Linked DNA regions of Homo sapiens: region 2 is linked to region 1. Evidence: chromatin contacts called from ENCODE Hi-C or POLR2A ChIA-PET data. All regions are on one chromosome and are shown on one strand. The core of a region is the stretch at or near the end of the contact, and the rest is flanking DNA. Distances in the headings are between cores, read along the strand shown. Region 1 holds the start of KRTAP2-1 (keratin associated protein 2-1). Region 2 holds the start of KRTAP4-4 (keratin associated protein 4-4).

Region 1 (3,500 bases), core at 614-3,113:
TTACTGAGTGATGCACAGATTATCTTTTTGGACCTTTATAAAGGGGAGACAGATCCTTATAAAGGGGAGAGACAGATCTTTATAAAGGGGAGAGACAGATCTCTTTAGAATGACCTTGGGTTTGAAGTTTCTGCAGTAGAGAAATGAGTCTTGTTAATGTGATGATTTAAGTCTTCCAAAGAGGCTCCCATTGCATAAAATGTGATTATCATGAAGACTCCACAGCAGCATGAAAATAAATTATGAGATAATATGTCTCGAAAAGAGCAGAATATACAACTTTTTACCTAGTTACCTCTGGTTACCACTTTGAAAAACAAAAATCCCACGTCCGTAAACAAAGAAAAGAATGTAAAACAGGAGAGTCAAAGGTCTCTAGCGATGAGATTGTGCCTGATATCTCCCTCTTCTGTTTCCCTAATTGTGACTACCGGGTCCAGTCAATTTACATTCCTCTTAAAGTTTTGAAATTATGCTTGAAATTCCATTTGGGGAGCTTTAGATGTCCGGCCCCAAGGCACATTCTTTCAAATAAAGAAAATGATCCCGAAGTGATTCAAAACCCTGTCTGGTGACTAACAGGAGGAGTAAAGCTGGAAAGTAATGGGACTGTTTCCCCCATGTAGTTCCTGAACTGCCCCTGGCAACACTTCCTGAAGAAGCGCATCCATCACGCTTTTAGCAGTGCCACAGCAGAACACTGGGCAGCCTCCCAATGCGTCTACCCCTGAACAGTGTTCTGGATATGTGTGCAATGTTGGTTGAAAACCCCTTTCTTGTCACTTGCTAATCAGAGCACCTATGTCAAAGTATATATGCATATTTCTTTTTTGAGATGGAGTCTCACTCTGTAGCCCAAGCTGGAGTGCAATGGCATGATCTCGGCTCACTGCAACCTCCGCCTTTGGGGCTCAAGTGATTCTCGTTCCCCAGCCTCCGGCACAGCTGGGACTACAGGCACTGCCACCACACCCAGCTAATTTTTTGTATTTTATTAGAGTTGAGGTTTCACCATGTTGCCCAGGGTGGTCTTGAACTCCTGAGCTCAGGTGATCCACCTGCCTTGGCCTCCCCAGGTGTTGGGATTACAGGCATGAGCCACTGCGCCCGGCCAACAAGGTATATTCAGAAAAATTTCCCATTACAGAATTCTTCATTACATGCACAAGAAAGGCAACGCTAAAAAATGACATGTTTCAGAGATAAAAATCAGCATCTTATGACAGAAAGACCAGAGTTGCACAGAACCTGAACTAGAGAAAAGAAAACATGCAAGGCAGTCTTGGAGGTTTTATTCCAACACTTAGTGGTTTGCAAAAATTTTTGTCTGTCCTGTACAACTCTATGAGCTGCTATCCTATTCAAGGCCTATGTATCCCACTATATCAAGTGATAATCAAACGTATTCCCAAGCAGACTACGTGGGAGGGCTTGTCTAACACTCGTGTGATTCACGTTTCACATGTAGGTGCTTCCAAGGACTTGAGTCCCCTATTGGGGTCAGGATAGGCTCTACTCAATGTTCTATGTACTTCTCTATGTTTTTAATTTCTTTTAAAAACTGAAGTTTTTTTAGACCGTTTTGTCCAGATTTGATCCAGTGTTATCTACTCAAAATAAGCATCAAGAGCTACTATCACCTCAAATGACGATGAGTTCTTAGATTTTCACCCAATGTGAGTACATCCATACTTAGAGATAAAACAAGAGCTCTTTAGTGAGATAATGAGTGTGTCACAAGCAACCATTAGTCAAAACAAAATTCTACTTAATTGGCCAAAAGGTAAACGAAAAGGGTCACCTGCACCCGGCCAGGGTATATAAAGGGCCCAGAGGGGGAGGAGGACATTCACACCTGAGAACATCCAGCTCCTCTCCACAGCCCAACCCACACCAGCCTCAGACACCACCATGACCGGCTCCTGCTGCGGCTCCACCTTCTCCTCCCTGAGCTACGGGGGAGGCTGCTGCCAGCCCTGCTGCTGCCGCGACCCCTGCTGCTGCCGCCCCGTGACCTGCCAGACCACCGTGTGCCGCCCCGTGACCTGCGTGCCCCGCTGCACGCGCCCCATCTGCGAGCCCTGCCGCCGCCCGGTGTGCTGCGACCCCTGCTCCCTGCAGGAAGGCTGCTGCCGCCCCATCACCTGCTGCCCCTCGTCGTGCACGGCTGTGGTGTGCAGGCCCTGCTGCTGGGCCACCACCTGCTGCCAGCCTGTGTCTGTGCAGTCCCCCTGCTGCCGGCCCCCCTGCGGCCAGCCGACCCCTTGCAGCACCACCTGCAGGACCTCCTCCTGCTGAGCCACCACCTGCTGCCAGCCTGTGTCTGTGCAGTCCCCCTGCGGCCAGCCGACCCCTTGCAGCACCACCTGCAGGACCTCCTCCTGCTGAGCAGTGCACTGACTGCCCGGAACGCGTAACTCACCTTCTGAAAAAGTCACACTCCCATTTCTCTACTTTAACAAACCTCCTGCCCTGAGCCCACAAAACCCCACATCAACCAAGCAGGGAACCGAGCACTGGGCTCATCTATTAAGACCTGGGCCATTCTGAAGTCTGTAAAAGAAGCAATTTCCTTCTTCTTAAGATTTCGTGGCATGTTTATTTTCTAATAAATATCTGTTCTTTGGCCTTGCAAAAAGATTTGGTTTTATTTACTCATTCTAATATTTTGTATTAAATTAATTTTTTAATTAAAAAAACTGACACATAATTGTACATATTTATGGGGTGCAATGTAATGTTTCCATACATGTATACGTTGTGTAATAATCAAGTCAGGGTGTTTAGCATATTCGTCACCTCATACATTTATCATTTCTTCATGGTAAGATCATTTAAAATATTCTCTGATCGCTATTTTGAAATATATGATAAAATATTACTAACCACAGTCACCCTACTGTACATTAGAATACCAAAACTTATCCCTCCTATCTACCTGTAACTTTGTACCTGTAGACCAATCTCTGCCTATCCTCCCCTCCTCTCACCCTCCCCAGCCTCTGGTAGTCACTATTCTACTCTCTACTTCTATGAGATCAACTTCTTTAGATTTCACATAGGAGTGAGTGAATGTGCTATTTGTCTTTCTGTGCCTGGTTAATTTCACTTAACATAATGTCCCCCAGGTTCATCCATGTTGCTGCACATGACAGTATTTCATTCTTTTTCATGGCTGATAGTATTTCATTGTGTGTTTGGGTGTGAGTGTGTGTCACATTTTCTTTATCCATTCATCCATTGATGAACACTTAGATTGTTTTCATATGTTGGCTGTTGTGAATCGTGCTGCAATAAACATGGAAGTGCAGAAATCTCCTCAACATACTGATTTCATTTCCTTTGCGTATATACTCAGTAGTGGGATTCCTGGATCACATGATCGTCCTATTTTTAATTTTTGGGGAACCCTCCATACTGTTTTCCATAATGGCTATACTACTTTACATTCCCTCTAACCTTGTATGAGTTCCCTTTTTTCCACATCCACACCAGCATTT
Region 2 (3,261 bases), core at 671-3,170, 110 kb before region 1:
TAGGGTGTGTGTATAGTTAAATAAATACTCCCAGTAAATTTAGATATATTCACTCCTCCCCAATCTCGTTTGCCATGCTGCATTAATAACCACTCATTTGATCTACAATTGGTTCTGATATTTCATCTTGTTAGGTTTGATTCCTTGTGAGAGTATTTCTGTAGTTTTGGAAACATGGTTCTGCCATTTGGCATATTCACTTTTTCTTACCTTCATGGCCCCCAAATATTTAGATGAGCATGTTTTATGGAAAGACCCTCAGCAGAGTTGGGGTGTCCATAGTATCCTCAGAGAGACCAGTCCAAACAGAAATTGCTAACCCAAGAGCATCCCAAAGTGGAGGGTGGCACAAAGACAGGAAGTTTCTGCCTTCTTCCTTGGGTTTCTTTAACATCCAGGTTTGGGGGAGTGTGTGTGTGTGTGTGTTTGAGTGTGTGTGTGTGTGTGTGTGCATAATATTCCTAAGGTAAAGGGCCTTAGGAGATAAAGGTAAATACATATATATATAAATATATATATTTCTAAATATGTTATTGTATATATTATATATATATTTATACATACTATTAAATACAAACATATATGAAGAATATATATTATATATTCATAAATATGTAAATATATATATTCCTATATTACCTATATATAAGGTTCTCTATCTACCCATCTATATATGTATAATATATATATATATTCCTAAGGTCCTTTGGCAGAATATATATATTCCCCCAAACCTGTGTGTGTGTGAGTGTATATATATATATACATATACATCAAAAGAAAATTATGGGCCTAGAAGAATTAAAATCACCCAAGGTCAGACATAATGTGTGTGTATGTGTGCGTGTGTGTGTGTATATATATATATATATATATATATACACACACACACGCACACATACACACACATACATACACACACATATATGTGTGTGTATGTGTGTATATTTATATATAGTGTGCATATTTATATATAGTGTGTATATTTATATATAGTGTGTATATACGTGTGTGTGTATACTATATATAGTATATATATGTATATATATAATATATATTATATATATATATATATATTATATATATATAGCAAGGACACTGGGTCCTTTACCTTAGGTTGGCAAGTAAACCTTAGAAATAGAGGAGATGACTCAATGTGATTGTTAAAGCCAGAGAGACAGGAAGGAAAAGTCAGAAGGAAAATCAGCCCCTCAGAGCAGAGAGCGGAGGGACCTGAACCTTTTAGTATAGCTGATCTCTGTAGCCAATTTCCCCTAAAGGCCCTGAAACTGAGTTTTGGAGTGTTGTTTCTCAAGAAAAAGAAGCATCGATAATTCATGACTTAGATGTCCACCTTAAAACAATTCTGCTTTCCCCAGTAGAACATCTAGAAAATGGGTCATGATTCATTGTATGGAAGGTGGCAAGGAATATATCCTAATAGTATTTGTTTTCATGCCACTGGTCACCTGTTTCACATTCAAACCTTCATTGCTCACTTGATCTATAACAAACATGCCATGAGATTAAAGCACAGCTTTCTCCTCCTGAGTCACCAAAAGAAAATTACGGGCCTAGAAGAATTAAAATCACCCAAGGTCAGACATAATGTATTAAGGAAAATGAGGCTGCAGCACATGGTACCTGCAGGCAGATGTCACATGGCAGCTCAAGGAGGAAGCTGCAGCAAGAGGCACACAAGAGGTTGTTCAAGAAGAGCTGACCTGAAGAATCCTAACACACCAGGGGAAGGAAATAATGCTTTTCTCCATGTTGACAAATTTAAGCAGAAAAACAAACTTGCCTAATTTGATAATTGCCTGCTCATCAGAACAAACAATGACAAGGAAAGAGTGCTGCATCCGATGACATCAGCCCTGAGCAGGGTATAAAAGAGGATCTGGGGCAAGGAGACTTCCAAGCCTTCCAAACCCTCCTTCCTGGAAACCCACCCAGAACCTCCACCCTCTGACACCATGGTCAACTCCTGTTGTGGCTCTGTGTGCTCTGACCAGGGCTGTGGCCTAGAGAACTGCTGCCGTCCCAGCTACTGCCAGACCACCTGCTGCAGGACCACCTGCTGCCGCCCCAGCTGCTGTGTGTCCAGCTGCTGCAGACCCCAGTGCTGCCAGACCACCTGCTGCAGGACCACCTGCTGCCACCCCAGCTGCTGTGTGTCCAGCTGCTGCAGACCCCAGTGCTGCCAGTCTGTGTGCTGCCAGCCCACCTGCTGCAGACCCCAATGCTGCCAGACTACCTGCTGTAGGACCACCTGCTGCCGCCCCAGCTGCTGCAGGCCCCAGTGCTGCCAGTCTGTGTGCTGCCAGCCCACCTGCTGCTGCCCCAGCTACTGTGTGTCCAGCTGCTGCAGACCCCAGTGCTGCCAGACCACCTGCTGCAGAACCACCTGCTGCCGCCCCAGCTGCTGTGTGTCCAGGTGCTACAGGCCCCATTGTGGCCAGTCTCTATGCTGCTAGCCCATCTGCTGGCAAACCACCTGCTACAGGACCACCTGCTGCCACCCCAGCTATTGCATTTCCAGCTGCTGCCAGCCTTCCTGCAGTATCTCTAGCAGCAGTAGCTCCTCCTGCTGTGGCTTCAGCTGCTGCAGGCTCTCCTGCTGCATCTCCAGTTGCTGCCGCCCCAACTGCTGCCAGACCATGTGCTGCCGCCCAACCTGCTCTAGTGCTTCTTGCTGCTGAGGCTGTCATCTGGACTCACCAGATTCTCATCAACCAGCATTCTTGATGTAGCTCATCTATGAGCTGAGTTATGGGAAGCTAGTTGGAAAACTTCAGTTCCAACCAATTCTTAGATTGAATCTGGCCTCCAAATATATGCTCCCCCCACATTTTACCTCTCTACCAAATGAACATAAGTTGTAATTTGCTCTGAAATCTGTCAACTATCTTAATTGAAATATTTGCTCTCTGCCATAATTTCTCATATGGAGCTATTCCATTTTAAACAAATATTTATCTAAATAAATCTTAAATAAATTTTCAGGCATAGAAATATACAGATACTGTGTCTCATTATTTTTCTTTTTTGAGTGTGGTCAATTACCAGTCAATTTTTCTGTTGTTCTTCTCTGCAGAATGTAATTTCAGGGGCACCACCTCTATTTCCTCAGCACACTTTATTCTAATATACAATGGTGGTTTCTTAGAGCAAGCACCTGGAACTCTCTTCTTGAAGAGTTTCTCTAGCCAAGGAGCAAGCTCTGGACTGTAGAGTTAAAGCCTCTTGGAATAGTATTCA

Evidence for each region. Hi-C counts contacts between places; a loop is a spot of excess contacts on that map. ChIA-PET counts read pairs that join two places held with the same protein, here RNA polymerase II (POLR2A).
Region 2: a loop to region 1 is called in a map of naive thymus-derived CD4-positive, alpha-beta T cell, with 7 times the contacts of the local background. The contact joins the promoter of KRTAP4-4 here to the promoter of KRTAP2-1 in region 1. A Hi-C loop is called at or near these places in 1 of 168 maps with a recorded cell type or tissue (naive thymus-derived CD4-positive, alpha-beta T cell). POLR2A ChIA-PET finds 5 or more read pairs at or near these places in 2 of 52 experiments (GM12878 and PC-9).

The regions. Positions count from the first base shown.
Region 1 is chr17:41,045,679-41,049,178 of GRCh38, reverse strand. It overlaps KRTAP2-1 (keratin associated protein 2-1), which reads left to right and starts at 1,863. Exons shown (of 1, transcript NM_001123387.1): 1 at 1,863-2,638. The coding sequence starts at 1,912. The coding sequence ends at 2,298.
Region 2 is chr17:41,159,407-41,162,667 of GRCh38, reverse strand. KRTAP4-4 (keratin associated protein 4-4) reads left to right here and starts at 1,920. Exons shown (of 1, transcript NM_032524.2): 1 at 1,920-3,019. The coding sequence starts at 1,977. The coding sequence ends at 2,477.